2 separate regions of the Mus musculus genome follow, and region 2 is linked to region 1. Evidence: chromatin loops called from intact Hi-C (ENCODE). Cell type or tissue: left cerebral cortex. All regions are shown on one strand. Links, peaks and the distances in the headings refer to the core of each region. The heading gives the core; the rest is flanking DNA. Region 1 has its middle 8.8 kb from the start of Gm31603. Region 2 holds the start of Gm31718 (a long non-coding RNA gene).

Region 1 (15,826 bases), core at 5,327-13,326:
GGCAAAGGGCCTTCTCAGAGCAGGGGCATCACTGTGGTATGCCAGGGGTAGTGGAGACATCAACACTGGGCACTGTTAGCAGGAGATATTCTAGGCAGAGCTGGCTGACCCACAGAGGAACACCTGTGGTGCTTTGGACGGTGAGGGAAGCTCTGTAACTGAACATTCTTCTCTCCACTGAGATCTTTATTCATACCTTCCACCGAGCAGTTTTCTGGAATGATTGCTATTTTCCATTTCCCTTCTAGATCGTTATTTCCAGGAGGCCGGCTTGGTTCCCTCACATCCTGACGTACATCCGTACGGCAGGAGCGTCGAGTAGATGCTAGTGGGGGTGAGTCTGAATGGACAACCTGTGGTTTGCACGATGCTCCTTCTGGTGGCATCTGCTCTTTGATGTCAAAGGCTCTAATTCTCTTGAGGATTTTGGTTTTTTTTTTTTTTTTCCTTTGTCATGGAATTGTCCCTTTGGAGCAGATTGTGGAGGGGGATGCCATCTGCCTGGAGGATGCTCTGTCCTGTCTCCATGGGTTTCTTTTTCTGAACATGGGTCATCAGAGGGACAATTTGGGAGAAAAGTTCAGGGTTCTGATTTCCCTACTCCTGTCCACAGACACACCCTGCTTCCCCTTCCCCAACAGCAATTGTTTCTCAGAACCAACTAAAGGCCAGAGGTGGACTCTCCTAATATTAAAGCTTCAGGAAGGTTCTCTCCTCCTTCTCCAGGTCGTCCAAAACACTCAGGAGCACTGGCTTATCCCTCACTAGCTTGGAACTCGACAAGTAGGCTAGGTGGGCTTGTAAGCAAGCCCCAGCAATCCTCCTTTCTCTGCTTCTCCAGCACCGGGATTGCAAGCAAAGGCTCCCACACATGGCTTTTTTTTTTTTAAAAACAAACAAACAAAAAAAACCAAAAACAAACAAACAAAAATGGGCTCTGGAAATCAACCCAGGTCTTTGTGTTTATACGGCAAACACTTTATGAGCAAGTCTTGGTCCTCTGTTTTGTTCTGCTGGTCTGTTCTTTGTTTTATCCTAAAACAGGATCTCACTCTGCCCTGGCTGGCCTGGAAACTCTGCATGATCCAGCCTGCTCTCAAACTTGTAGCATTCTCTTGCTTTGGCCTCCTGAGTTCTGGGGTTACGGGCGTGAGCCACCATACCTAATGGTACTGGTTGCTTTTGTGCCTTTTCTGTGAGGAGACACCTGGCAGGAGGGTTCACCTTGCACATGAAGTCTTTCCTGTGTTTTTCTTGGATCTCCTGTGGGGAGTGTGCATTCCTTTGTACAGGAGAATTTGCTACTTATTCATGCAACACCAGGCCCCTTAGAGTGAATGCAGCAGACATCAATCTGGGAAAGGGAAGTTGGGGAGGGATGGAGTTTACCAGGTTCTCAAAACAATTCCCCATGCCTGGATTCTTCATTCCCGACCCCTGGAAGAAATGTTAAATAAACGTTGAGCATCTGGTTTACAGTCCGAGTCCAGTCATTCTGTCAGACTCCTCAGCCCGCACACTGCAGGTCATGGAGGCAGTGACGGGAACCAGGACAGGCGGGTGGAACTTCCGCGTGTCCTGTTACAACCATCTTGTAAACACTTGGGAGAACCTGTTGGCTGTTGGAAACCCAGACTCTAAATACTGTTTACTTCTGAATAATTTGTAAATCCTTTCCCAGCTCAGATAACCATAAAGTCCTGCAAAGCACTTTATAAACACTCATTAGAGTCTTACAAAAATCCTTTGAGATCTGCATGATTATCCCCATTTGGCAGGTGAGTAAACTGAGTCACAACAGTTGAAAGATCTGCTCAAAGCCATGCCAGGGGCAGGGGCAGGGCCTGAGCTGGAGCTCAGACTTCTAGACTCCTTCCTCAGCAGGTGAGCTGTTCCATAGAATGTGCTGGATCAGCCACAGCCAGGCTCCTATGGCCAGATCCCTACAGAGCCACTGGGTTCTGTGGGAAACCCTTCTCTTGGTTCCTTGGGATTGACTGAGGCCCTCTGGCTCCCAAGAGCCCATGGGCCAAGGTCAAAGGCTCCACTCTGAAGAAGCAGCTGAGAGAGATGCCTCCAGGTCTCCTCACTCGGCTGCATGGCTTCGGGTGTCTGGTTGGAGTGGCCCCTGAAAAAACCGAGCCAGTTGGGAAGAAAGACTGTGAGCTCAGCTTTTCTGTGTAGAACAGCTCAGAACAACCAGGTCCAGTTAACGCTCTGCATTCTTATCCATATCTTATTTTTCTTTTTAAAAATGATTTACTTTTATTTATGTGTTTGTGTGGGTCTCTGGGTGGATCCGTGCAGGTGCCCAGAGGGTAGAAGAGCGTGTCAGGTCACCTGGAGCTGAGATCAAAGGTGCTTATCAGTCATAAGATGTGGGTGCTGGGAACTGAACTCTGATCCTCTGGAAGAACAGCAAGTGCCCTTAACTGCTTAGCCATCTCTGCAGTCCCTGACTTTCCTACATGAGTGCTTCGGTTCACAGGGAAATGGAAGAGGCTAACTGCTCGCTTAGCCTCTGTCACGGTAAAGGATAAGCATAGGATGCAAGAATGGCTGGAAGGTGTCCCCCCCCCGCCCCTGGACTCTGGGTGTGGGGTGACTGACAAGAAACAGTATAAGGACCCAGTGATCTGATGGTGGTGGAGTGGAGATCTTGGCATGCTACCCTGGTTAGCTGTGGTGCTGTGGGAACACAGGATGATGCCTGAATCGGGGTCTCTCGTTCCCAGGTTACCACTGCACACGACCTTGGCTGTGGTTGCAGCAGCCTGCCCCAGCCTGCTCTGCTTCCTTACTCGTTATCCGAAAGTCCCGAGTTGATTTGTGAGTTTACAGTGACTATTTCAACTCGCCTCTGTCTGGTGTTAGTCATGAGTAAGGATAGCTGTTGGTTTGTGTGTAAGTAAGTAGTCGCCAGATGGGGCATCGGGGGTGGGGAATCCTCCCCCCTTTCCTTAATCCTATGACTGAGAGATGAGCCAGACATGGAGCTGACAAGTACTTGTGAGAACGGCTGGAAAGCCTGGACAGTGGTTAAAGTCTTGGACATTGCTCTCCAGCATCCCTGTCAGGTCACATCATGAGGATGTGCCTTCATCACCATGACATTACAATCCCATTCACTGTAGCTTCACTTTTATGGCCAAGTCAACGTCAACAAGCTTCACCCCATCTCCCTCCAGGTCCCTCATAGCATGTTGCCTCCAGTCCAGGTTCTTTCCCCAGCTTAGAGCTGAAGCAGAGCTCCAGCTCCTGTAGCAGCCAGCACAGAGAGAGGCCCTGCCTGCTGTTGCCCTCCACGCTGCTGGGGCAGGAGTGGTCTTGATCAGGGTATCAGACACTTAGGGAACAGCATTTGTACCTATGCCAGTATCTTCTGAGGAAGCATTTCTTGGGGGGCACCTAGAAGATGATGTAATTAAGCCCAGGGGATCGCTCACTGGGAAAAATACTTCATTTGGAGGAGCAGGTAGTGAATAAGGGACTTATTATGCTTACACTTCCACATCACAACCTATCACTGAGAAAAGTCAGGAAAGGAACCCAAGGCAGAAAACTCGAGGCAGGATCTAAAGCAGAGGCCACAGAGGAGTGTTGCTCATTGGCTAGTTTTGGTAAGGCACTTTCATTGGAAGCTTGAAGACTAGAATTTGTATCCTCAGAGTGCACATAAAGTGTGACATAGCAGCACACCCTTCTGTAATACCACAGCTCCTAGCATGAGATGGGAAGTGGAGATCTGTCCAGAAAGCTTCAGAAACTCATGAGACAGCTATGCTAGTCTATGCATTGGTCAAAAAGAGATACTGGGTAGAAGAGGTTTCGGTTGGCACCTGATGTCGTCCTCTGACCTCTCACAGGTCATATCATCACATACCTGCACACACACACACACACACACACACACACACACACATGCACACGCACACACACACACACACCAGTGCTCACTGTGTCCTGCCTTGTTGGGTCCAGTCTCCCTACCCTCCCTGTGAATAGGGTGTTATGATAACACCTACTTTGCATACAAGACACTAAATCGAGGTGACTTATCCTAGCCACCAGCCCCAGGGGTTATGATCAGACCTCATACTCGCTGTCACTTTGCACAAGTACCTCCTGGAATGATTCCCGAAGGGGGTGTGCATTGACATCCCAGGGGGGGGGAAATGGCAAAATTGCAGATTTTCAGGGTTCTCACCTAGAGAATTTAGCTCAACCTTGCCAGTAAAGAGACTGAGGAGACTGGATAACCAGACAGTATCCCAACAGAGGCTGAGAGACTTTCCTCACATGCACTAAATATATGGAACATGCTGGACCAAGTTCAGGGAGAAACCCCTCCCCCAACACCTGTGTACTTGACAGAGAAGACCCGTTGAGTTGATGCTGATGCTCCTTCCAGCTAAGCTGACTTGGTTTTGGAGTGCTCAGTATAAGCAGTCAAGACCAGTCAGTCGGCGGTCACTTCAAGACAGTATTAGCTGTCACCCCCAACCTTGAGTATCCTGGAAGACAACTTCAGAAGCTGATCTCATCACAGGCTGCTAATAAGGGAGACACTGGGGGAACGTCTGTGCCTCGGTTTTCATTCTATAGGGTGTTTGGGCCATACAAGCCTTTGTGTTCTCAGCTTGGAGAAGATACATTCTACGAACTGTTAAGGTAATGCCACATTTTGTGACACTTAACGGCCACTGGATCTGTTCTGTGATTTTTATAGGTAGTTAAATGTTGAGCCTCTGCTTGGATTCAGATCCCTGGCCAGTGTCAGAAGTTACCATGGCAGCAAACACTATTGTCTTGTCTAGCCACTGTGTTTGTGCCCTGGCACTGGGGGAGGGGCTCTATTCATCCAATGGGATCCAGGCTGATGAAGGTTCTGCATCTTCTTTATGTGTCTTCTAAGATTGTCCTGGGTGCTGATACCCAACAGGGTCACTAAAGATTTGCCCAGGAAGCTCAGTAGGTCGTCAATAGGATTCACCTTGGTCAGACACTCTCCATTGGCCTTCCCCAGGCATCACTGAACTTCAGGAAGGTGATAGAATGGAGCTAGGCTGGGCCAGTGGCACCTGGGAAACAGCTATCCAAGCTTCCTTTGAGCTAGGAGGGTGCAGACAATCTTAAGGAGTCACAAGTGCCACACAAGTCAAAGTACACGGTTCTAAGAGGTTGGTGGCATGACGCCAGAGACATCTCTGAGCTGTTCCCACATGCAAATGCATTCAAGAGGCTGGCTTTCAAACTTTGAATGATGAAACCCAAGTAAGAACAAACAACACATTCACATTGCCCCCATCACATTCACAGCCCCTCCTGCACGTTGACTTTAGCACACCCACCTGGTCCATCTCATGGTTTTGTTCTTTAGCTGTTTGTCTTCAAAACAGCTCCTTAGACTCTAACTGAAACAAGGAAGCCTTCCCAACATGGCTGAAATGAAGAATCAAGGGATAAATGGACATGCTTAGCCTCTGAGAAAAAAAGTGTTGACTTGGATCAACAAAGACCTTGGAAGAAGATACCCCTTGCAGAGAAAGTCTGGGTCCTGAGGCTGCTTCCAGTGAAGGTGATCAAGGCATTGCTTGCCCTTCTTTTACCACAGGTGTAGGGCAACAATCTGCTGGACAGTCAGGATAAGAGCTAGAAAACACAGTTAGTAAAGTACTTGTCTTGCCTCAAGGACTTGAGCTTAATCCTTAGAACCCATGTTAAAGAAGCCACCCATGTGGTGGCTCACACCTGCTTTCCCAGTCCTGAAGAGACAAAGACAGGCTTCCCCAAGCCTTCTTGGTGCAATCCAAGCTAGTGAAAGACCCTGTCTCAAAACCAAACCAAACCAAACCAAACCAAAAGAGGTGGTGGTCTCCAGAACACTTAAGGATTTCTTCTGACCTCCATGTGCACATATGTGTATGCACCCCCCAATGCATTGGAAGGAACACACACACACACACCAGAAAAAGGAACGACCTGGAAGGTTCTGTCTGGAAGATTCTGTCTGCTATTCTCATTGTTAATCTAGAAGCCCAGGTGTGGCTCAGGCTATGTGGAAACACTATCATGGTTAGACTCAGGGAGGAGGCATGGTTGGGCACTCTCTAGTTGACCCTTCCCTAAAGTGTTACAGAGTGGTTTTCCCAGAGTTCCTCCCCACCCCAAAACAAACCCTGTGGGCTCTCTAACCTTTACTGCACAGTGACTCAGTTTCCCCACTGATAAAAAGGGGGACGAGCCTACAGTTCTAAACCTGCCTGTAAAACATACGGAGAGCCTTGAAATAAAGGTGGTTATTTAGGGAGAGTTCAAAGTATTATGTGATTATTTTATTGCTCCTTTTATTCCTGAGATTTTTCTATTTGCTCAGTTTACAAACCCAAGCCAGAGCCATAAAACCACTTTAATGCCCGCGCCTCTTGTTCTCATCATGTAACAACCGCGTATCACTTTGACTCTGAAAGTGTTTAGAACCGAGGTGGAGACGTGCCCAGCGGGAACCTCAGCCGTTTCTGCCAAATGAAGGTCATACTGAACCCTGTAACTGCTGGGATCAGCCTCCCAATGACTACCTTTGCGCCATGATTGAGTTAAAACTGGCAATGAATATGGTCTGAAATACCAACCTATGCTTTGTTTGTTTTTTGTTTGTGGTTTGTCTTTCCTTTTCCTTTACCCTCTCTTCCTTCCTTTGTTTCCTGATCCCCTTTTTTGCCATTTGAGACATAATCTCATTATGGCCCAGACTGGCATGGGCTCACTATGTAGCTTGCATAGATTAGCTTCAGCTTCTCCTAGGCCTGGGGTGTAGGTTCACTATGTAGCTATCCCAGATTAGCTTCAGCTTCTTCTGTATATACCCTCAAACCTTTTTAATTTTGCTTTTTTTGAACAAAAGGGTCTCAGGTGGTCCTGGTTGGCTTTGAACTCAATAGGTAGCTAAAAATGGCCTTGAACTTCCATCCATCCTGCATGTATCTCCCAAGAGATTACAGGCACGCACCACCTTACCCAATTTCCCTCACTCTTCTCCTAGATACAAAGCTGGATCCCACCACAATCCTTTCCCAGTACCATCACCCAAAGCCACAGGAAGCAAGAAGCTGGAAGTTGGAAGAGGCCTTATTGGCTGACCAGCAAGTCAGAGCAGAGTACAGTGGCATGGGGCCCCATTCCCCTGCTTTGAGGGGACACCTGACTCTACATGTGGGCCTGCTGCCCTGAGAGTGTCAGCTCCACCGTTCTCTTGTCTCTGATTCCAGCCTTGGAAGGCAGGGAAGGATGGGGGAACTCTGTCATCTCAAGAAACAGAAGTGGGGCATAGGCTCATTTCTAATGATGGTTCTTTCTTTACTTTAAAAACTAGAACCCATGGTGTCCTGTTAGAAGAGTTACTGCTTGGGTTTAATTTACAGAAATGGGAGTTTCACGGCAGCAGGCTTGTTGCTTTTTCTGATCCCCACTCCCCACTTCCACTCAAAACAAGAACCTTATGACCCCATGTAAAGACAAGAAAGGCGTTGCCTACACCAACAGGAGCTGTCCTCAAGTTCTCGTGCTTGATCTCAGGCATTCAGTGCTGTTCCACAAAACCTACTGTGTGATCCATCTGTAGGACCAGGGAATTCAAGGCCACATCCTGGGCTTGAGAAACTTACAAACACTTTGGGAGGTAGGAGATTCCACCTGGACAAGGCCACTGTATGTCTCACCTCCAGGAATCTCATTTCTAGAATACTGGAGAGTTGCAGTTGGCAGCCTAGAGCCCTTTGGGGCATCACTAACAGTCCCCCTAGAGATCTACCCTCTTCTGCTTGGCAGTATCTTCTGCCATTGGGTCACCACAAGCAAGATTTTGAGCTTATGGTGGCCTCTGTCTGTTCTCATTCTCCTTCCCCGTGGACACTCTCCTGTCTCAGGCTTTTGATTTCTCACATCGGGATCTTGTCAATGTGCTCCTGTCTCAGTTCTCCATCTCCAGCCTGCTTCCTAAGCTGCAACAAGACAGTTGTTGCATCTGGGCCTGATGGTGCCCTCCCTAGCTACCTAGGAGGTTGAGGCAGGAGGTCTGAAACTTCAAGATGCACCTGGGCTATAGAGTGAGTTCAAGGTCACCTTGGATGACTTAGACCCTGGCAAAGCCCAAATCTGACCTCAGAGCCAGTTTCTGATACCACAGAGCTTTGCTGTGAACCACCTCAGCCATTCAGGGGTGCAGTAGTTCTCTTGGTTTTGAAATTCCTTGTTTCTGTTACATTTCAAGTGCCTATCACAAGCTTCTTCCTCTTCCCCAAAGACCCCCAGGAATGGGACCCAGCCTCCATGACCAGGAAGCTCTTCACATTGTTTTGCACACAGAATGTGCCCCATATGTGTAATGGTTTCAGTAAGGGTTTGTCTCTGACCTGCAGAGACTCTGTGGCAACCATGCTAGCAGAGAAACACCCTGGTGGAGTCTGGGGGCTGTCTATGACAGGCAGGAGTGTTGGTCCTGACTCTTGGACTTGCTGCAGGAAGCTGTTGGGTGCTGAGAAATTTCTCTAGGACAGAAATGAGAACCTGAAGGAGGGGTAGCTCTGGAGCCTGGCAGGAGACAGGGTGTGTACAGATACAGCGGAGTGGCCCCAAGGTGTCATCTGCTAGTAGTGGCTTCCTCTAGCCTGGGCTCCCCCTGCTCTCCAGAGGAACCAGAGAATAATACCTACAAGGGAATGAATGAGTCCTGGTCTTAGCTGTGGGAAATTAGAATGAAAAGGGCCACTAAAATCAGGTTTTCTTGCAATGTGCCATGCTTGCGATGCTGTTTTTCACAGTGTTTTTATACAATGTAATGGAACTAAGAGAAAGAAAGGAAAACAAACACAGTCATCAACAACATCAACACATACACCACACATACACATATACACACATGCACACAAATATACACAATGCACATACACATATACACAATGCACATACACATATATACACACATATACCACAATGCACATATACACACATGCACACACACACACACACACACACATGTACACACACATATACACAAACATACACACATACACACATACACACACACACACACACACACACACACACACACACACACACACACGAGCATATAAACACAAATGCATGTCCCCAGCTCTGAGCATGCATGAACTTTAAGGTCTCCCATCCAGCTTTCTGTGCACCTCCTTGCATGGTCAGGTTCCTCTGGCTGACCCCTCTAGCCTCCTAATTCCTCTCCCAGATCCACGGTTTTCCATCCTAATTTTTATGGTGTTTCCCAGGATTAATGGTTAACGTACTCATTTTTCCCCCAAGCTCTCCCTTATCAGCGACTGTTCCGAGTAAAGATTAACTATGCTTAACAGAAGCACATTAATTAATCATCTACAGACTTTGAGCAAATTATTCTTGGTCACCTCCTCCTAAAGGTCTCATCCATTTGCAGCTGACCTTCACCAACACCCGGGTCTAGAGACTCGGGGAAAAAGCCAACCTTAGGAGAACTGATGAGCCGAGGGAGGTCACGAAGTATTGACAGTGGGTGACGCTGCTGTTCTGTGCTTTTTAACTCAGCCACCGTTGTTCCAGGACCCTATAAAAGGACTGGGCTGTGCCTCTTTAAAAAAAAAAATGTTTTGCAAGCCAGGCCTAATCTACGGTACATTCTTTGTTGCTGGGAGACTCGGAGTGGCTGTACAAGCTGTTCTTTCTGGGAATCATAGTTCAAAGTGTCCCGACCCAAACACACATGTTGTCATTGTGCCTGTCCTTTGAGTGGGGCTGGGACATCCGACTTAGCAAACCTCTCCTGAGCAAGCAGGCCCAGCAGCCAGGATCCACAGCCAGCAGGGTGGCTCCAGGCTCCCACTGCAGGGAGGGGCCTCCTAAAATGAGGTGGAGGCTTCTGCCCAGGGAGCTGAAGGAGGAAGAGGAGGGGAGAGAGGAGGGGTGTTTCCATAAGGGTCTCTCCTGGCACGGGGCTGCAACAGTTGAGCCCAGGTTGTGCCCAGGTTGCAGATGGAGTGTGGCCAGCGCAGTCAAGTGTCCAGAGGAGCATTGTGGGAAAAGGCCTTCATCCACTCTGCACTGGAGTAGCTGCAGAGCCCCGTGAGGGGAAAGCCAGGCCTGGGTCCAAATTCCTGCTCTGTTTGGCTCGCTCTCCTTCCTCCTTGGAGAAGACCGGAGTGGAAGGGAGAGGTCGTTCAGAGGGGGACCAAGGCCTGGAGCCTGCCAGACTTATTAGGAAAGATGTTGTCGGGGTCTTGGCAAGCTTTCTCCATCGTCCCGCCCCAGCATGACTGGTTCCTGTCACCCTGGCTGACTCCAGCCAGCCCAAGTGCCTCGCTGCCCCACATTCAAACATTTCCACATTAGGCCACCACCGGCACGCCTCCCTGGCAGTGTGGGAGGCGCCTGCTGACCCGGGGTGGCCTCGCCTGCCCTGCCTCCCCTGCAGGTACAATTGCTCTTTTCTGGGTCAGCCTTGTGATCTGGTGTCCAGGCACTTGGCAGAATTTAGCAAATGTTCCTCAGGGCTCTGTTTCTTGGTTACACTATTCACACTGACACCCTTGGGACTGTGGGGGAAGGGGACCGCTGTCTCCATCTCCTGTCCTGCCCTGGTTAGAGAGCCGGGTTGCCCAATCTGCTCTCTCTTGGAGGAGGTGGGAGGCTTTACCTCCTTTGTGGATCTTTAGCCCCTTCCCTTCCCGTTGGCCTGACCTCTCTTTTGGACCCTGAGCTGGAGGAGAGGTTACTATTCATGACGTACAACCACATATGGGCTTGTGCAGCCAGACGTGGCAGCCTCGAGCCCACGTGACTCAGAGCAGTTGAATCACAGCCGCACCAAATGGAGCTGGACAACTGTGCCAGCCGCAGGGTGGATTTCGAAGAGTTCCTTTAGAAAAAAAAAAAAGTGAGCGGTCTCACCTGTTCAAGCAATAATATTCCAGAGGAAGTGTGTTCCAGTAAAATATGATCTAAAAATAAATTGCACCTGTGCGTTTTGACCTTTATAAACATGGCTACTAGAAAATGCCATCTATGTGATGGGTGTCATATTTCAGTCGGACAGCACTGCCTGACAACTGTCTCCACAGTAGTGTGGTTTCTTCCAGGCATGTGGCCTGCTGAGGGCTGGTTCTAACCCCACCCCACCCCATCCCCCAGGTCTCCCTGCTTGCTGGCAGCTATAGGCTTCTCTTCCCACTGGGCATGCTCCCTCCCTGCTTTCTCCGTGGCTTCTGGCTGCTCTTCAGAGCCCAGGGTTAGTGCCCCCATATAGGAAGCATCCTCATCCACACAACCACAAAAGGTTTTGTCCACTTGGCTGTCACCAGGATAGTCTGTTGTCGAGGGCAGTATCCAGAGTGGAGCATACAGGACTACATGTACGCTCACCACACATGGGTGAATGACCCACAGGCCAGAGCAAACCCAAATAGGACTAGAAGCTGGTCTTATTTATGTTTCCACTGTGGGAGGCAATAAATTATTAACCTGAGTCAGGATATTTTGGTTGCTGTAGGGAGCGCCTGCTTGGTACTACTTAAAAACAATCAGGGGTGGGATGGGGTGAGGTGGGGTGTTGAGATGGCTAGGGAGTAAAGCCATTTGCTGTCAAGGCCAATGAGCTGACTTTGGTCCCCAGAACTCCAAGGTCAAAGGATAGACTCACCTCCTACAAGCTGTTTTCTGACCTCCACACACATGGAGTGACAAGCATGCCCTGTATATAAATATGTGTAAGGCAAGAATTGGAAATATTTTTTTGGAAAAATTTCCTTTATAATAAGCAAATATTTTGGGGGGCTGGGGGCTGGGCAACAGCTCTCCATATAGTCCTTCTTCACATCGAACTTGCTCATTTTCCCGTCTCTGGCTCTTGAGCTAGTATTATAGGTGCACACCAGGAACTTTAGCATCCAGCCAGGAACGTTAAATCAAAACAAATTCCCCATAGCACAGATTCACTCTCTGGGACACTCTTCAACCCGTATGAAGGGAACGACACCGTGTCTCACACACTTGGCCTGTGGAACTCATCATCAGAATCCCAATCAGTCTGTGTGGGATACCCACACAGACCTTGAAGACTTGAAAGTACACACACACACACACACACACACACACACACAATAAGTGTGGAAAATATCTCAAATACAAATAAAATAACTGCTTGAATGATGAAATCCTATATTTGAGGTCTGTTGGGCTGTGCATATCATTAAACCTAACCTCGCATGTTTCTTTTTCTAGTACAGCTTCTAGAAAAATCTTACTGAACACACATGGCTCATGTTATATTTCTGTGGGAAAGGACTGAGAGCCAAGGAGACGGCTCAGTCATAAGACGTTTGCCATGTGAGCATGAAGACCTGAATTCAACCCCAGAACCTGGCAGAGTGTGGGCTTCGGTAACTCCAGAGCAGGAAGAGTGGGGAAGGGAGGGTTCCCTAGGGCGTGCTGGTCAAGCACCCAGGCTGGTCACAGGTGGTACCTGCAGATGACCTGTGGCTCCACACCTGTGCACATCCACTCTGTGTGAATGGAAGCACACGCACATGATTGCTCTGGAGGGACAGAGCTTTGTTTACTTTGAGACATTTACAGATGCATCTGAACATTCCAACTGGGTTTTTAATGGTTTAGAAACCCCAGAGCTTTAACTCGAGTCTTCCTGCCAGAATGCCCATACAGTCAGTTGCATTGGGTTCTGATTCGGGTTCTGACATTATCCAGGAGACCCACCTTGACCTACCCTCTCCAGAAATGGCCCAAACAGGCCTCTGGGGGAACTCCCAGGCTCTGCAGGGACTTGTTGGGGAGTAATTACAGTGGGCAGACCCTTCTGCTTACACGCTTAGTCATAATTACTTACCCAAGCGGCACCAACAGTGTGATGGGAGCTTAGCTGAACAGAGAGAAGGCTCAGCAGGCACATCACCTTGAGCTTGACCCGTCAGCCAGATTTCACGGCACCTGCTGGTTTAGCCTGAGGGCTGTGATTCATTCTCGGGAAAGGAGCTGCAGACATGCTCTCCTCCAGAACCCTGTTCTCTCTGCTCGCTCCCCTCTTTTGAAGGAAGAAATAGAGGCGTCTGTGTGCTCCGGCTGCCTCTGAGGGGCTGATCCTTTGATGTGCACACATATGCAAAAATATTAAAATATGTGTTGTAATGCACTGGGGTGTTTTGTTTTTGTTTTGTTTTGTTTGTTTGTTTGTTTGTGCCTTGGACACAGGGTCATAAATTAATGTCTTCCCTTAGCAGAGGTCCTTTCCCAGAGAAGGGACCCCTTTCTGGAGGATGATTGCAAAACAGTGAGTGACCAGACATCCCTAACTTTGCTTACAGCCTCTATACACACACACACACACACACACACACACACACACACACACACACACACACACATATGTACACAAACATGCACACAAACTCAAGCACACAATATACATACAAACACACACACACAAATACACAGACACACACACATGCACACACACATATGTACACAAACATGCACACAAACTCAAGCACACAACACACACAAATACACACACACACACACACACACACACACACACAAATGCAGCCAGGAAGAAGAGACAGAATGTGTGCTAACGGAGAGAAAAACTAGGGCCTTTTCATGAGGTCAAGTGACTTCTGAGGCTGCATCAGCTGGCCAGGTGCACAACCAATTTACTTGTTTCCTTGGCAGCAGCTAAAAGTATCTGACAAATAATGGAGCCCCAAGTCCTATAAGTAAAATCCCATTTATCTTGGGAATTAAAAAAAAATACAGCAACCGTGATGGAAAATTCCCAGTGGGGTCCATTTGTTCCTTCCTGTGGGTCTTGGCTCCATTTCTCTGGGAAGACACACTTGTAAATCTGTGCTTTTTGAGGTGGGAGATGGAAACTAAATGTCTTTAAGATGTGTTGCTGGGAGGACTGGAAACAGGAAGCAAACTGGAATTGTGGCCTGTGGGGACAGATGGTGGATGTCAGAGGATGCGTACACTGAACATGTGCCCCATGCCAGTTGTGTTCCCTGCCAGCCACCTCCCAGAGCCCCAGATCTTGATAAAGTCCCATGGAAACTAAGCTTCTCTTTGGAACTCCTTGGGTCTGGATTATTTTCTCAACTTAAATTGTGCTTTGTATGGTTACCTTCAGTATGCTTTTCTGTTTGGGGGATATTTTCATACTGCTTTACTTAAAAAGAAATCAGAACACCTTGACTTTAAAAAGGTCTATTTATCCAAACAAGGTGCCAAGGGCATGAACAGAGGCACCTCAGTAGTTCATGTGTCAACCCCTCATACTTCTTCCGTGTGCCAAAAAGTACTGGAGAAGGAAGGGGAGGAGGGAGGATAGACTCAAAGAAGGAAAGAAGGGGTGGAGGAAGCAATGGAGGGAGGGAGGAAAAGACAGAGGGAGGGAGGGAGGGAGGGAGGGAGAGAGGGAGGGAGAGAGGGAGGGAGGGAGGAAAGAAGGAAGAAAAACTTTGTTGTGTGGCATCTAAAATTGTATTGCTGTTGTTGTGTGGTGTGTGGTATGTGTGTGCACATGTATATACAGGTGTGCTTCCATGTGCACATGGAGATCAGGTGTCCGCACGTCATGTGTCTTTCTTTTTTCTCAATTGCTTCTCCATCTTATTTTTGAGGCAGCAGTCTCTCACCTAAGCTGGGCTAGATTAGGCTCACCTGCCATGGAGCCCCTGGGATAGACCCGCCTCTGCCCCACACCTTGGGGATCAGAGGCACACTGGCATGCTGCACTTTGTTGTGAATCTGAATTCGGGTACAGCAAGCTCTTCTCCTATAGAACCAGCTCCCCTGCCCCAGCAGTTAAATATCTCTGGCACTCTGCCTGGCCTCTGTGTCCCAATAGAAAGAAGACACACCATAAAATAAAGTGTGCAGGTGTGTGTGTGTGTCTGTAGGACAGGGAGTGGGGGAAATGTGCAAAGGCAGGGGTTTGCCTGCAAGGTACCTCTACCATCTTGGGTGAAGACTCTCTTTGTGGTCTCTTGCAGCTACATGGTCTGAAGTAACAGACATACCCCGCTTTCCCAAAGTCACAGAACTGTGTTAGAAGGACACTGGGGGACTCTCAAGGAAGTTCTTCAGCACCTTTGCTAGGCATAGATTCGACAGCCGTTGAACACAGGAGCCTCCCATGTGGTGAATAAACGGAGACACCGAAACAGCTCTGGTAGCCATTTTAATTCCTTGTGGGGTCTGAATTACCCAGGCCCACCCACTGATCCTCATAGCTTTCCTGGAAATGTCCCTGTCCTCCCTTTCTTCTGTTCCAGTGACTTTTAGCAGAGTTGTGGTATAGGGAGAAGAGCTAACCTGAGGAATGACTCCTGCTCAGTAGAGATGTATCTGTCACAGTGACCAGTTTCTCTGCACTAGTGCCCAGCCTGGAGCCTGCTCTCCAGAAATCATGGTGATAGGCCCAGTCTGCAGCCAGCTGACTTCCTGGTCCCTGAGTACTGCAGGTCACCTATTCCTCATCTTGAGGATGTGTAGACTGAGGCCCACAGTCATTAGACAACCTGCCTGAAGTCACTGAGCCAATTATCATCAGAGCCACAGACACTGGCTCCCCATCGACTCTCCCACTCTACTCTTCCAAATGTCTTGACAGGCTGATCTTCAAGGCCAGTGGAGGAGCTCCCTTGTGTAGGAGACTCAACTTTGAGGTTAGCATATCCAGAGATTTGATCATGTGCCGAATCATAAAAGATGTCTAGGTTTTTCCCTGAGTTTCCAGAAGGGAGTCTCTTCT
Region 2 (15,826 bases), core at 3,751-11,750, 170 kb before region 1:
TATATATGCTCCATCATGTGTTTGCTCCATCATCTATGCATGCTCCATCATCTATGCATGCTCCATCATCTATGTATGCTCCATCATCTATGCATGCTCCATCATATATGTATGTTCTATCATATATGTTCTATCATATATGTATGCTCCATCATATATGTGTGCTCTATCATATATGTATGCTCCATCATGCATGCTCCATCATATAGACTTTTGGAGACAATTCTTTCTGAGTAGCAGGTAGTAGTGGGTAGTAGGATTCCTGAGTTCAATTCCCAGCAACTACATGGTGGCTCACAACCATTTATAATGGGATCTGATGCCCTCTTCTGGTGTGTCTGAAGACAGGGACAGACAGTGTACTCACACAAATAAACAAACAAGTACATCTTAAAAAAATCTTTCTTCGTGCCGTGTGTGTGGTTCCCATCCAGAATCCAGCACTCTGGAGGCTGAGGCAGCAGGCTAGAGCAGACATTTGAGGCCACCCTGGACCACAGTGGGAGTTAAAGACTTGCCTGGGTTATATATAGCAAGGCCCCATCTCAAAAAACAACAATAACGTTTTTTTTTTAAAGGATGGGGTGGGGTTGGGTGAGAAGGGACAGCCACTGCTGTCTGAGTCCCTCAGCGCTGTCAGATTGCTAAGTCAGCTTTTCCAGCAGATGGCTCAAACAGAGAGGGCATTGGGGGACAGGCACTTATTTCCATTCGGCACGCATGGTCTGCCTGAGACCTCTCTGTCCTCTGGGCACAGCTTCTGACAATTTGGAAAGACTCAGGAAATGAACTAGAATTTTTTAAATTCCCTCCTCTTCCTTTTCCAAGTCAGAGATGCCTTCCTGAAAGAGACAAAACAAAAGACCTGTGACTGCCTTCCGATGGAGAGGCTCATTCTGTATGGTGGGCTCAGGATGGCCCTCCTGGTGGACGTGTAGGAGAGGCATAGGCCATAGGAAGAGGCAGTGGGGGCCCGGAGACAGCTGTGGGCACTGAACACTCAGACAGTGACAGATATGCATCCTCACGTGTGTGAGAGCCCAGTCCACCTGCAAGGAGACAGACACATTTGTCAGCATGTGGTTGGCTATTTGGGGCTTCTAGGTGTTTGTGTGTGACTTGTGACATTTTGAGGGATTGTTATTAATAACATGTCTGGCAGGACAGGGGCCGAGAACATTTCCTTTGATGACAGCAGAGGCTGGCCACCACCCCCGTGCTGGACACAATACCCAACTCTGAGGCCAGTCTGTTCTCTCTGTTGGGGGAGGGGGACACTTTCTATTGATGCGTCTCAGGCACCAATTTGCAGGGACAAGGGGCCAGCATTTACCAGTGGCTGTCTGCACCTCTGCCAGGTAGTGATAGTGCCACAGACTCCCCCAGGAGACATTCCTTTACTGTCATCACAATGAAGGATGTTTTCCTGAACCATCTTCAGAAGACCCCCTCCCCTTTTCGTTTGACAGTAAATATAATTAGTAAGAGGCTGACTGATTACCAGCGATTCCTATCCTGAAGTTCAGATGAAATACACGCTGATCTGTTTTTGCTGTTTGCTGACCACGTGTCCACACCAGCCTTCAGGAGTGACTTTTATTTTGGCTTTTTTTTTTTTTTTTTTTTTTTTTTTTGGTTTTTCGAGACAGGGTTTCTCTGTATAGCCCTGGCTGTCCTGGAACTCACTTTGTAGACCAGGCTGGCCTCGAACTCAGAAATCCGCTCTGCCTCCCAAGTGCTGGGATTAAAGGCGTTTGCCACCACCGCCCGGCTGTGACTTTTATTTTGAAGCAGTCCCAAGAACCAAGGGACAGGTGTGCCTTTCAGCCCTCACAGCTGCCTGAGACTCAGTTCTCCCAATGTTCTTGACTTTGGCAGTGCCAAATAGCCCCGGGAGATGTGTGGTTCAGGCTGAGGCCAGCTTCCCTTAGGGCCAGGGTATGGTTGACGTAATAAAGAGGCGACCACTGCTATTACTGCTGGCTCTGAGCCATGACACTGTGAGGGGCTCCTATGTACCTGCAGGGTCAGATCTGTCTGTCCCAGGCTGGCAGCCAAGACCAACTGCCTTCGTTGCCAGATCCCTGCTGGGGAGCCTGGCATGCAACTGTAGGTCCTCATGCGTGTGAGGGGCACTGGTGGGTCACTCAGCCTGCAGCTCCTCTCTCTGATTCAAAGCAAGGCTGGTTATTTGGAGATCACTGTCCAGCTGTGGAGAACATGCTTTCTGTGGAGAGTGTGAACGCATGCACAGCCCATGGCCAGATTCTGGGATGAGAGCCCAGCCAGTGGGCTTGGCTACACGGGAGAAGCCGTTGCACCTCCCTGGGGGCAGGCAGTGGTAACCATAGGGCTGGCTGGCCTGGCCTTCTCTGGCCTGGATCAAATGCAGCAGGCGTCATCCGAGCCTTGAGCACCTTTCCCCAAGTTGCTCAAAGTGTTTTCCAAGCAAGCAGTTGTTTCCTCACACCGTGAGAAGTAGGTGGGGAGACAAGACAGTCTTTGTCCCTGTCTTTCAGATGGGGAAATTGGAAAGCTTGCCTGGCCTGGTGGGGAGGCCAAGGGAGGGAGAAGGCACTGTCCCGCCCAAGGCTCTGGAGTGCAGAGGGCTGGGGCCAACTGTGCCCAGTCACCAGTTCCTGTAGGGAGAACAGTGTGAATGGGAACCACTCATCAGTTGCTGAAGTGTAGACAGGGTGTATGGGGAAGGAGGCTAGGGGCGAGAGAGACACAGAGTCTCTCTCTACACCAGGAGGCCTCAGAAGATCTTTCTGGGCCCTTTAGCCCTCAGTGCTATCATAGGCTACTGGTGACGTCAGGGTACCCTGTCCTCCTTGGTTTGTTTGAAGCTCCTGGGGGTTAACAGAGATGTTTTGAGGGCCTCATCCTGTCTCAGGAATGATTCCAGGCACAGGGAACATACTGGTGAGTGGGCCATGTATGGCCTTGCCACTACAGTGCTCACTGGAGACCCAGTGGAGAGTAGTACACACCATAAGGATGATAAAAATGGAAAAGACTGGCCTGGAGAGATGGCTCAGTGGGTGAGAAAGCTACTGTGTATGAGGGCCAGAGTTCGAGTCCCACATACCCACATAAAAAGCCAAGGGTGATTGTGTGTGGCTATAACCTTGTTGTTGTGGAAAGCTGAGGCAGAAGGATTTCTTGAGTTTGTAGGCAGGTTGCCTGTCTCGGGAGAGGAAGATGAAGAGCAACAGAACAGGACACCAAGTGTCCTCCTGTGGTTTCTGCACAAATGAATGATCACAGGCACCCCAACACATGTGCACACCATACACATACACCCCACTCACACACCCTACGCTTGCATACAGTCTGCGCTCACACACATAGGCATGGCTCTGTCACACAGGGAGCAGAGGGAAGGGAGAAAGGAATAACTTCAGACAGAGGCTCAGAGATGGATGAGGTTAGCCAGACCTGGGAAAGAACAACAGCAGGTGCAGAAATTCTGAGAAGGAAAGGAAGTAGCCTGCCCAAAGGCCAGGGAGGCGATCACCGCTCTTAGATGGCAGTGAGAGATGGCCTGAGGGCTGTGAGAAGAGCCCTGGTAAAGCAGGGAGAACCTGGTGTCACGGGTATGTAGGATTGTGACTGCAAGGACCAGGGAGGATGGAGGATGGACAGGGAGGATGGAGGATGGACTGGGGAGGATGGAGGAAGGACAGGGAGGATGGAGGATGGACAGGGAGGGTGGAGGATGGACTGGGGAGGATGGAGGATGGACAGGGAGGATGGAGGATGGACAGGGAGGATGGAGGATGGACTGGGGAGGATGGAGGATGGACAGGGAGGATGGAGGAAGGACAGGGAGGATGGAGGAAGGACCGGGGAGGATGGAGGATGGACAGGGAGGATGGAGGAAGGACTGGGGAGGATAGAGGAAGGACCAGGGAGGGTGGAGGATGGACAGGGAGGATGGAGGATGGACTGGAGAGGATGGAGGATGGACAGGGAGGATGGAGGAAGGACGGGGGAGGATGGAGGAAGGACCGGGGAGGATGGAGGATGGACAGGGAGGATGGAGGTGATGTGAGCATCAGGCTTTGCTGGGAGGTAGCACTAGTAAGCTTTGCTCATGGGCATGGCCATGAGGAAGAGGAGAAGGAATGAGTTTGGAGGATTTACTTGGGCTGGAAGGTTGGCCTGTAAATGGAGATTGAAAAGATTTGGGGAGGGGTGAGAATACGTAAGAGGAGACAAAGAAGCTCACTTGGAGCTGGAGCTAAGGCTCAGTCAGTGCAGTGCTTACCTTGCAAGTAAAATGGACTGGGTTTTATTCCCCAGAACCCATGCAATAAAAGCTGGGTGTAGTGATGTGCATACTTACAATCCCATTGCTGGAATGGGCAGGGGCAGGTGGATTTCCTGGAGCTCACTGGCTAGCCAGCCTCTTTTACTTGGTCACTTCCAGGCCAGTGAGAGGTCCTGTCTCAAAAAAAAAAAAAAAAAAAAAAAAAAAAATAACCAGCAAGCAAACAAACAAAAATGTAGATAGTGCTTGAGGATTGACCCTCAAAACTGTCTCTTAGCTTTCATATATGCACATGTACACACACATCCAAGACACTGTATGCACTTGCATGCCCCCCACATAGAGGCATGTGCACACCCCTCCTTCCCCCCCCCCCAGGCATGTGCACCCCACCACACACAAGCAATTTCTTCTGAAAAGAGTCTGAAAGAAGAATGTGTGCCTGAGGGTAAACAGCAGCTGGCTGACCCAAGAGGCTCTCTTTTGACCACACAAGTGGCATCCTGTATTGTGTAGTGTTTCAGAAGCAGCAGGGTGACATACAACACACCCGTAATTGTAGCAATTGAGAGGCTGAGGCAGGAGGCTCACAAATTTTGAGGCCAGCCTAGGCTACATGGGAGAGTGTCTAAAGAAGAAGTGCATCAGAAAAGGCCCACCTCAGGGCTAACCTGCACCATCAGGGCTAACCTGCACCATCTCCTTGGAGGGCCAGCTCAGAGCTAATTCACAGCATGAATTTCAGCTCTGCTCCTCCAGGCCATTATGTGGGGGCAGGAGATGAACTCATGTGTCATGTGTGTGCACATGTGCAGTGATTTCCCAGTGACTCAGTGGAAAGCTGTAGTGTTGGATGGAGAGGTTTGCTTACTGACAGACTGACAATGCTGTTAGCAGGTGGCCATTGTGGATAAAGGCTCAGAGGTTCCCTTCTTATGACCAATCTTTCCACAGAGCGGATCCATTCCCGTGAATAGGGATGGCTTCCATGACCATATTCCATTTCCTTCACTCTGCACCTCATAAGGCTTGGGGTGCTGCTCAGTGGTCTCATGCTTGCCAGGAATGTGCAGGGCTCTGGGATCCATCCCCAGTGAATGCGCGCATGCGCATGCATGAGAGAGAGAGAGAGAGACAGAGAGAGACAGAGAGAGACAGGGAGAGAGAGAGAGACAGAGAGAGACAGAGAGAGAGGAGAGAGAAAGACAGCGAGAGAGACAAAGAGAGAGACAGGGAGCGATATGGAGAGAGACAGACTCCTAGTACTCCTGCTAGAGAGAGACAGGCAGAGACAGACAGACACACAGAAGGAGACAGAGATAGACAGACACAGAGAGAGACAGACACACAGAAGGAGACAGAGATAGACAGACACAGAGAGAGACAGACACAGAGAGACAGATAGACAGAGTGTCCTAGCATCTCCTGCTAGAGAGACAGAGACAGACACAGAGAGAGACAGACACAGAGACAGACAGACAGAGACAGAGAGAGAGAGAGAGAGACAGAGAGACAGACACACAGAGAGGCAGAGAGAAATACAGAGAGACAGAGAGAGAGAGAGAGTGTCCTAGTACCTCCTGCTAGAGAAAGAGACAGACACACAGAGAGAGGGGCAGGCAGGCAGGCAGGCAGACAGACAGACAGATAGACAGACATACATACAGACATATAGACACAGAGAGACAGACAGACACACAGAGACAGAGAGAGACACAGAGACAGACAGGCAGGCAGGCAGGCAGAATCTCCTTGCACCTTCTGCTATTATTGGCAATGACTCCACTCGATGCAGGAGTGAACAGAGGGTAAGTCAGAGTCACACAGTGTGGGGACAGCTCTTAGCTTCTGCCTGCAGGCTTTCCCAGGCCTCAGCTGTCAGGCCTTCGGTGGCAGCGGGCCAGAGTGGTTCCAGGCACCTGGACAGGAGTTTGGTAAGCTGGAGGTGCTGCAACCCTCTGAGCTCCTGGGAACCAGCTCTGTGCTCGCAGAGCCACGTTGCGACGTGACTAATGGGTGAGAGGGTTGAGACTGAAAGCCATTACTTCACCAGTGGGAATCAAGGTCATTTGTCATCTTAGGAAGCACGGGGAACAGTGACACTTGAGAGGGAAGGGAGGTACCTACTTCTGAGTCCAAAACTCAATGTGGTCTGGCGCTTGTCCCATGCGGCAGGGAGCAGGGACACTTCTAGGAAGAAGAATGTGCAAGGTGGCCGGGTCAGGAACCAGAGTGAAGGAACCTGACTGTGCTGCTGTAAGCCTTCCTCAGGAAAGAGACCCAGTCCACAGGAGCTGCCTGGAGACCATTGGCTGAGGGCTCCTGGACACTGTGAAGGTTACTTGAGGGGAACAGGTTAACACCAAGCTTCTAGAGAGTCCGCAGGCATGGCTTCTCTTTCTAGCCTGGCAGGCTTGCTGTTACAGTTTGCATGTGAACTGCCCCCAGGTTCATGAATTTACACACTTGGTCTCTAACTGGTAGTGCTGTTTTTATGAGACCTTTGGGACCTAGGGACTAGCAGATGTAGGTTGCTGCTAATTGGACCGAAGAGGCTGGACTGAAGGTTGCAGGCTGGCCGTGCCTTCTATCCAGTTCTCTACTTCCTGATTTCCCAAGATGTGAGCAAGCTGTCTCATGCTTCTGTCACCACACACAGGAGCCGCGCACCCACGTGCTAGGGCTCAGAGGGAGAACCCTCATGGGCGACTCCTAGAGGCTAACTGTTGCCCACACTTGGGCAAGTGTATACTGTGTTCAATGGGCTAAGACAGCACTTCCCACCTGCAAACCAGGCCTTCCATCATGACTGCCCCTTGGGCTCTCAGCATCAGCCCTGAGCTATTCCTGGGATCTGTACATCATTCATGTCTGTCAGCTTCCCCTGACCCCGTTCTTGCTGTGTGTCCTCAATGGTGCACTAATGTGATTGGATGTGTAGATTCTATTGCTTGCTTCTAATGTTTCTTCTCGCAGAGAGGCAAGTTCTGCGAGGGACAAAATCTTGCCTGATTTAGGTTGTAGGTTCACATCCTGAGGACAGAGATCATCTTTTATCTATCTATCTATCTATCTATCTATCTATCTATCTATCTATCTATCTATCCTTTGGATGAATGGATCTATGTGTGGGTGCCAGGAAACTGCTGGGGTAGACCAGGAGGCCCAGACCACACGTGAGTGGATGCCATGTAAGGGTCCTCTCACAAAGTGCCTGAAACTCTTATAGGGTGGACTTCCTGGTGTCTTACAGACTCCTTCTGGGCTTGAACAGGAGGTGCCTCTTGAGGGCTACAGTGCTGTCTGGTAAAGGAGTGGGATTGGTGGATGAGTAAACAGGACCGGCCAAAAGGTCGGGAGTAACTCAGCCTCAGAAACTGCACGTGTCGTAGAAATGGAGGAGCCAGGAATGTGTTTTGCACTGATGTCAACCTGCTGCACGGCGCCACACCTGCTTCCCGACCCAGGAGCGTGGGAATGAGAAAAGAGTGGCTTGTTTTGGTAGAGGTGGAGCATGCTCACTCCCTGACTCAGAGCCGGGAGGTACTCTGGGCCCTGCAACAGCCTGGGGACTGTGGTAAGTCAGCTTGGGCTCCTGGCCCTTCCCTGTCAGATGCTCCAGTGAGCAGCTTGTTGGGGCAAGTGTGCTTTCTGCATGGGACAGCTTCCCTTTTGTCCAGGTGTTTTCCTCGACTTTAAGGTGCAGGGATTGCCTTCTGCATTAGAATAGAATCAGGACCAAGAGGCTGGACAAAGAACTCCCGGCTTTGGCTCTCAGGACACCTCCTGCCCTTTTGGCTTCTGGTCCGCACAACTTCATCCTCCAAGGGTGTCAGGATTGTGTTCCCCACACTTTCTTCTTCCTTCCCTTCCCACAGCCTTGGGCTACTCTGCTAAGAGGCTGTGATTTCTGAGACCCCTATCGGCAGAATCTGAGGCTGCATAGAGATGCTGTCTCCTCTGAAGCTCTCCAAGCACCCTTGTTTTTCAGTCCACAGAAGTATGGCCTCGTATTCATGCATTTTAATGGAAACCCAAAGGCTTGAAGGGCTAGTCTTGGCTCTCAGTGACCAGTTTATCACTGGTGCCAAGTGACATGCAGGTCTCTCTTTGGAGTTCCTAGAAGAGACTATGAGGTTGGCAAGGCAACCCAGTGGGTAAAGGTTCTTATTTCCAAGCCTGGTGGCCTGAGTCCAACCTCTGAGGCCCAAGTGGTAAAAGGAGAGAACCAATTCCGGAAAGCCGTCTTCTAATCGCCACATGTGGGCCCACATTATGTATGCACACACATAAGGAAAATTTGAAAATATGATAAAAATTTAAAAAAAGGATTTGAAGATGTACTCAGAACAAATTTATTAAAGTTAGAGAGAGAGGGAGGGAGGGAGGGAGAGAGAGAGAGAGAGAGAGAGGAGAAGCATACTTGAAAACACCAGCTTGGCCAGTGAAGAGGGGAGACAGAGAACAAGTCAGGCCTTTGCATTTAGGCATGGCGATCAGAGGAGCAGGAGGGAGGTACAGAGTGTGGAGGGAAGCATATGAGTGCTGAGCCACGGACCTGAGCTCAGAGGGACCCAGTGTGTCCCAGGCTTGTGTGTCCAAGAGCAAAGGATTGCACCAGGGACACACGATTAGAGACAGAAATAGAGAAAGCTTATGAGAAAAAGAAAAACAGGGCAGGAGAGAGGAGGGCTCAGTGGTTAAGAGCACTGGCTGCTCATTAGAGGACCAGGGTTTGAGTCCCAGCACACACATGGCAGCACCCAACCATCTGTAACTTTAGGCTAACTGATGCCCCTTTCTGGCTTCTGTGGGCACTGCATGCCTGTGCATGCAGGCAAAGCACCCATGCACATAAAACAAATAAATCTTAAGTTTTTTTGGTTGTTGTTGTTGTTTAAAGAAAAAAAGGTAAAAACAGGTAGTGAGTTCAAGACCAGCCTGCTCTACATAATGAGTTCCAGGCTAGCTGATTGGTTACACAGATAGACCTTGCTTCAAAAAACTAAAATAAATGAGTAGAAGGGAAGGAAGGGAGGGAGGAAGAAGGGAAGGAAGAAAGGAAAGAAGGGAGAAAGGGACGATGAAGGGAGGGAGGAAGGAAGGGAGAAAGGAAGGAAGGGAGGGAGGAAGGAAGGGAGGGAGGAAGGAAGGGAGGGAGGAAGGAAGGAAAGAATGGGTGTGAGATGGTGAGCTGAGGGAAGAACCCAGAATATGTGGGGCCATATTACCCCTGACCCTTTTCAGGTGATTTACGTAACACCTGACTCTCCCAAGTTTGCATGCAGCAGGCTTTCTTTGTGAGTGCTGTGTATGTTGGAAGGACTTCCAGAACTCCTCTGCAGGCTGGAGTCTGTCATGTGTAATCTTGGGGCTTTTGCTGATCTCTCCCAAGATTACCTAAGTACACTGCCTGTATACCTGGTACCACCTTCTTCTCCTTCTCCTTCTCCTTCTCCTTCTCCTTCTCCTTCTCCTTCTCCTTCTCCTTCTCCTTCTCCTTCTCCTTCTCCTTCTCCTTCTCCTTCTCCTTCTCCTTCTCCTCCTCCTCCTCCTCCTCCTCCTCCTCCTCCTCCTCCTCCTCCTCCTCCTCCTCCTTCTCCTCCTCCTCCTCCTCCTCCTCTTCCTCTTCTCCCTCCTCCTCTCCCTCCTCCTCTCCCTCCTCCTCCTCTCCCTCCTCCTCCTCCTCCCCCTCCCCCCTCCTCCACCTTCTTCTTCTTCTTCTTCTTCTTCTTCTTCTTCTTCTTCTTCTTCTTCTTCTTCTGATTTATTTATTATTATATGTAAGTACATTGTAGGTGTCTTTAGACACACCAGAAGAGGGCATCAGATCCCATTACAGGTGGTTGTGAGCCACCATGTGGTTTCTGGGATTTGAACTCAGGATCTCCGGAAGAGCAGTCAGTGATCTCAACTGCTGAGCCATCTCTCCAGCCCCTATTTTTTAGTTTTACATGTTACATTTGTCTACATGTATGTGCACTCTGTGTATGCATTACTCACGGTGGCCAGGAGAGGGTATCGTATCCCTGGAAACTGGAGTTGCAGATAGTTGTGAACAGTAAGGAACTTGAGTCCTTTGTGAGTGCAGCAAGTGCACCTGACAGCTAAGCCATCTGTCCAGCCCCACCTTGTGTCTCCTTAAGAACCTTGTTCCTGTGGAGTAATGGACTAAAAGCACATCAGCACATCCATCACCTTGGATTTAACCTGCCAACTGACATTTCTGTAACTCTCCAGTTGGTCAGGTGAGCACTTTGATTCCTGAGCCCTTTTTGTTTGTTTTGTTTTATTTTTGTTTTTTTTTTCTTTCTTTCTTTCTTTTTTTTTTTTTTTTTTTTGAGACAGGGTTTCTCTCTCTGTCTGCCCTAGGACTCACTCTGAAGGTCAGGCTGGCCACTTGCCTCTGTCTTCTGAGTGCTGGGATTAAAGGCATGCACCACCACTGCCTAACCAATACCCGAGTCTTTAAAATCCTGGATGTGTTTATGTCTTTTTGCCTTTTGATCTTCTAGGCTTGAAATTTCTAAGCATTATCAAAGTCCTCAAAATGACCTCAAAAGTCTGTCTCTAAAAGGATTTTTGCTTGGCTGCACGTGGTGGGGGCTGCTTCTCTGTGGAGAAGCTGTGCTGGCTCCTGTGTTTGTAATGGTGTTTGTAATGGGGCAGAAAGACAGAGCCACAATTCGCCTGCTATGTTTTCCTGAGTTTTGATTGTACTGAACGTTATCTACACCACACACACACACCTCGTACATACGTGCCTATGACAGACTCTCATTTTTTCCTGAATATTTAAGCGTTTCAATATCAAGACCATCTGTGTGATTGCAGAACTGGGTGCTGGATGATGGGCGGGTAGCAAACCCAGCATGTCCCAAACAAGGGGATAATTCACAACCTAAGTGTGGTGTCCTGGAGAGTAGGGACATCACCTTATGTGCCTTAGTTGTTTACTTCTGGGGCTTTCCCATGAGGTAGCTTCACACTATGGGTGGGAATGAGTGTTGGTAAATGAGAGCACTCTGGGGCTAGAGGCTGCTATGTGTGATCCTCTCATACTGTGCATGACAAACATCCGAAGGCAAGACCTACCTTGGTACAGAACAGTTTCTGGTGCACTCCATCACACGTGGTGGATGCTCAGTAAGTGTGCTGAAGTTAGCCTTGGAATAGCTCAGGTACATCCAAAGGAACTTGGTCTTCAGGAACTTCTTACAGCTGATAACAGCCAAAGAGGCACACCAGGCAGGATCCTGGGAACTCTTATATTTCCCTGTATGTGGCTGGAAGACTCTGATAATTGGCCATGTCATATCCTCACACTGATCCCTTGAGTTTCATTTTGCTGAAGGAGATGTGATCTGCTGAGCTTGTGTAGCCAACCCAGCCGACCGTTGGGACCCTGGGGCTCTCCTCGATCTTACCGGCATGCTTGCTTTCAGCCATGTGCAGCTGTGTGATGTGTGTATGTGCAAACAGTAGAGCCCTGTGTGTACACACACTGTTTAGAAAAGCAAACCAAGGTCTGCGGAGGTAGTCCAGTCACGGGCGGCTGAGTGTTTGTCACAAAAGCATGAGAATCAGCATTTTGTCTTCCAAGGCTGATCACTAGCCTCGATGGGCATACACCTAGGTGTACACACACACACATGAACACGGACACACAAGCCACACTGTCTAAAACACTGTGTCCATTGGTCATGGTCAAAGGCAATTGATCTATGTTCCTTCCTACTGGACTGTTGTTTCGGTGATGTCTCAGGTAGGACATGCTCCTACCTGGGGCTTTGGAGTGAGTTCTAGTTTGGCCCAGTACACTGGTCGGCAGCTGCTGGGTGGTTGTGGGAGAAGTTTTGGGATACAGAGTATCAGGACCCCCCAGGTAGCTGTTAGTCACAGCACAGCTGGTGGCATGACAGCTCCTTGAGTTCTTGTGGTCACTAGCTGTGCTGCGAATGGAATAGTGTAGCACTAGGCACTCAGCAAAAAAAAGAAAAAAAAAAAAAAAAAAAAAAGGATCCCACACAGCTGCCAGCCTCCACGGAACTTGTCCTGGATGCTGGTCTGACTTTGCCCCGAAGCCAGATGGGGGGTTAACTTTTCCTCTCTTCAGCTGACAAGGTTAGTCATTGCTGACACCCGAGTCTTTCTCATTTTCCAGAACAATCCCTATAAACAGGTCATGAGATATGTCACATGTTTGGTGCCAAATTCCTTTGCTGATACGTGTTTGTATTTTGCATATTCAGGTGGTTCAAAGGCTGGCCTCCCTCCTGTGAATGCGCACCCCTAGGTGCTTCCTCTGTTGGTTGTAACCTTTGCTCCCAAGCCTTTCTTTATCCAGGGTGAACTTTACTCTTTTACCTATCCGTCTACCTCCCACCTCAATTATCACCAAACCCTTTCCAAAGCAGGTGTTCTGCTAAGTCCAGGGGCGTAAAGCAAATGGAGTTTATAAGAAGCAAGCATAGGGCAGTGCTGAGAACTAAGTAGCCTGGACCATCACTGTACTGACAGCTTTCTAAGCAATGTGAGCACCCGGAGCTGCTCAGTCTCCTTCCAAAAGGAAGTGTGTCTTCATGCAGCTGGCCACCAATCAATCAATAGGAAGTACTTAGTATACAAGTATGAAGCACCAAGGGCCTTCTGTCAGACAGGTTATGCCTAGGTGCAAGGCTCGGCACTGGGCCTGATGTATACACCTGTAATCTCAGCAACTCATACAGATTTGTAACAGTTGTGTTCTGTCTGGCTGACTCGGTGAGACCCTGTGTCGAAATTTGAATTTTAGAAAATCTAGAAAGATGTAGCTCAGTAATAGAATGCTTGCCTGTCCTATGCAAGACCCTGTATTCAATCTCCAATACTGAAAAATCAAAACTAAATAAGCAAATAAAAAAATACAAGTATGCTTCTTACAAACTAATGCTAGCATCATAATAGTTTGCATTAAAATGACTTAGTGAAAGGTTTATTTTAAAAAATTATCTTTATTAAAGTGTGTGTATGTGTGTGTGTGTGTGTGTGTGTGTGTGTGTGTGTGTGTGCGCATGTGAGTGCAGGTGCCTTGGAGAAATGTTGGATTCTTTGGAGCCGGAGTTATAGGTGTCTGTGAGCGTCCTGATGTGATTGCTAGGAATCTAATGCTGGTTGGTTCTCTTCAAGTCGCTCAGCCACATCTCCAGTCTTGAGAGCAGTGGTTCTCGACCTGTGGGTTGTGACTCCCCGAGGGGTGTCAAATGACCCTTTAAACAGGGGTCACAAATAAGATATCAGATATTTACATTACGGTTCATAACAGCAGCAGAATTACAGTTATGAAGTAGCAATGAAATAATTTCATGGTTGGGGGTCACCACAACATGAGGAACTGCATTAAAGGGTCGCAGCTTTAGGAAGATTAAGGACCACTACCTCAGAGGAAGATTTCGTCTGGCCAGTTGTAGCAAGCCCAGGACTTTTTTCTTTTTACTCTGTTGTGTGTATTTATTCTATTGTGTGAGCTAGACAGACATTGTACTCAGAGCTACTTCATTCTCTGTCTCTCTTCCTCTTACCCTCACATCTCCTCTTCCCTTCTTCCAACTAATTCTGTGTATGTTCATCGTACTGTGGTTAGACCCAGAGGTTCCCTTTAAAGCCCAGAGAAGAAGTAGAACATTGGCATAAAGTGACCTTAAGTGTAGGACTCTGCCAGAGCCTGTCTCACAAGGTGCCCCACCTGGGTAAACACCATTTGCATATCACTGTGTGGACTACAGCCCTTTCTTTATGGGGACAAGACAGGGCTCTGTTACTCAAACAGGTGGACAAACATCTAGGGAACTCTCAGACCTTGGGCAGCCTGGGAACAGAGGCCATGACCTCAGACCTGAGGCAGGGCTGTGTAGCCTCACCTGCCTGTCTCTGCTGTTGCTGTACACTCTTTGCAGCCCCAATTCCCTTCCCTTCACAGATGACCCCACTTCCAGAAGGCAACCAGATTGGAACTCAGGCTCCTTCTCTTGTCTCACAGATAAAGAAATTTAAGATGGATTCAAAAGAAAACTTGAAAAAATTGTTAGAATTATAGATAGAGGGGCTGGAGAGATGGCTCAGCACTGACTGCTCTTCCAGAGGTCCTGAGTTCAAATCCCAGCAACCACATGATGGCTCACAACCATCCATAATGAGATCGGATGCCCTCTTTTGGTGTGTCTGAAGACAGCTACAGTGTACTTACATATAATAATAAATAAATCTTTTAAAAAAAAGAATTATAGATAGAAAGCCAGCAGGGTCAGTCAGCTGCCACAAGAAGAGGAAAAAGAGGAAATTGTGCTTTTTTTTTGAGTTTGAGGTCAGGAAAGTGGGCAGGTTAAGCAATGGAAATCTTCAAGCAGCTGCTGTGAGGCATCCGTAGGGGGGAGTGTGGGGAGGGAGGGGAGAGAGGGAGGGGAGAGGGAAGGAGGGAGGGAAGGAGGGAAAGAGGGAGGGAGGGAGGGACTTGAAGAGATTGAGATGCCAGGCATAGCCATGTTAAGAAAGAAAAAGTCACTTTCTAAATTAGAACTCAGAAATTGAGCAGGCTTGTCAGTGAGTCTCCACAGCACCTGTAGAAAGAAAGGCAGGGCCTCTGAGAGCTGGCAGGCCTCCCTCAGGTGTGTTGTGTTTCACTGCACTTCCTGGTTATAGAGCCTCTTGAAGTTATAAAACATAATCTTGTCCTTGATTCAAGATGGCTTTGCCTTGCCTGGCAAGGAAGGTTCCTGTGGTTCTCATCATAGGATGTTGTTGGCCACCGACCAGGCCATTTGTGGAGGGGGCTACTGGCCATCAGAGGACAACTTTTGGGAGTTGGTCTCCTCCTTCTACTAGGTGGGTCCTGAGGATGGGCCTCAGGTTGCCAGCTCTGCAGCAAGTGTCTTGTTGGGCTAAGCCATCTCCTCATGTCCTATCTCCTCCCCACCAGAGATCTTTCCATCTTAACCAGAGGAAGATGACATGACTACATACTCTGCCCCAAAAGGCACTCACGGAGCACTTGGCTGCAGTGTTGTGTGTGGGTTTTGTGTTTCGTTTTGCATTGAGAAAAGGTGGCTGAGAAAAGGTGGCTTTAATAGTGGTTGGAGGGTTCTTCAGACACGAATGCCAGGCCTCAGGCAGGGCTCCACACTGCAGCCATTGCTGCTGCTGCTGGGGTTCCCATGAGGGGAAGGTGAGAGGCTCTCACAGTATCAGATGAGTGCAGTGTAGGTGAACAGGGTCATCAGATTGTCCCAGATGCCTCTAGGCAGCTGAGTCACTGTGGGTAATGGATTACCCAGGGGAGCAGGAGGATCAGAGGGGGTAGGGGAGGCAGTCTGTAACTCAGAGTCCTTCATCTGGAAGCAGTGGGACCAGGAGATGCCACCAGATTGGTTTCTGCAAGAAGGACAGGCAGGTACTCATGGCTTATACAGATCAATGTGATTTCCTCTGAAGCAGTTAATTAACCCCAGGCACCTTGCAGGAGCTTGCAGTATCAGAACGATAAAGCTGGCCACATGGAGGGAGGTTAGTGTTTTT

Evidence for each region. Peaks named below come from ENCODE experiments on the same cell type or tissue, not always from the same donor. Only the 100,000 strongest peaks of a DNase experiment are listed, where the experiment ranks them.
Region 2: a loop joins it to region 1, with 2.3 times the contacts of the local background. A loop is called at or near these places in 4 of 42 quality-filtered maps.

The regions. Positions count from the first base shown.
Region 1 is chr8:126,730,590-126,746,415 of GRCm38, reverse strand. No RefSeq gene overlaps it. Among named protein-coding and RNA genes, the nearest start is that of Gm31603, 8.8 kb to the right of the region's middle. In left cerebral cortex, for the core only: a CTCF peak has its summit at 9,573; DNase peaks (open chromatin) are centred at 10,270, 10,806, 12,516, 12,980 and 1 more place; H3K27ac peaks cover 1,953 bases.
Region 2 is chr8:126,900,062-126,915,887 of GRCm38, reverse strand. It overlaps Gm31718 (a long non-coding RNA gene), which reads left to right and starts at 7,518. Exons shown (of 8, transcript XR_879375.3): 1 at 7,518-7,853. In left cerebral cortex, for the core only: CTCF peaks have their summits at 6,974, 8,196 and 10,268 (motif pointing right); DNase peaks (open chromatin) are centred at 6,933 and 8,329; H3K27ac peaks cover 481 bases.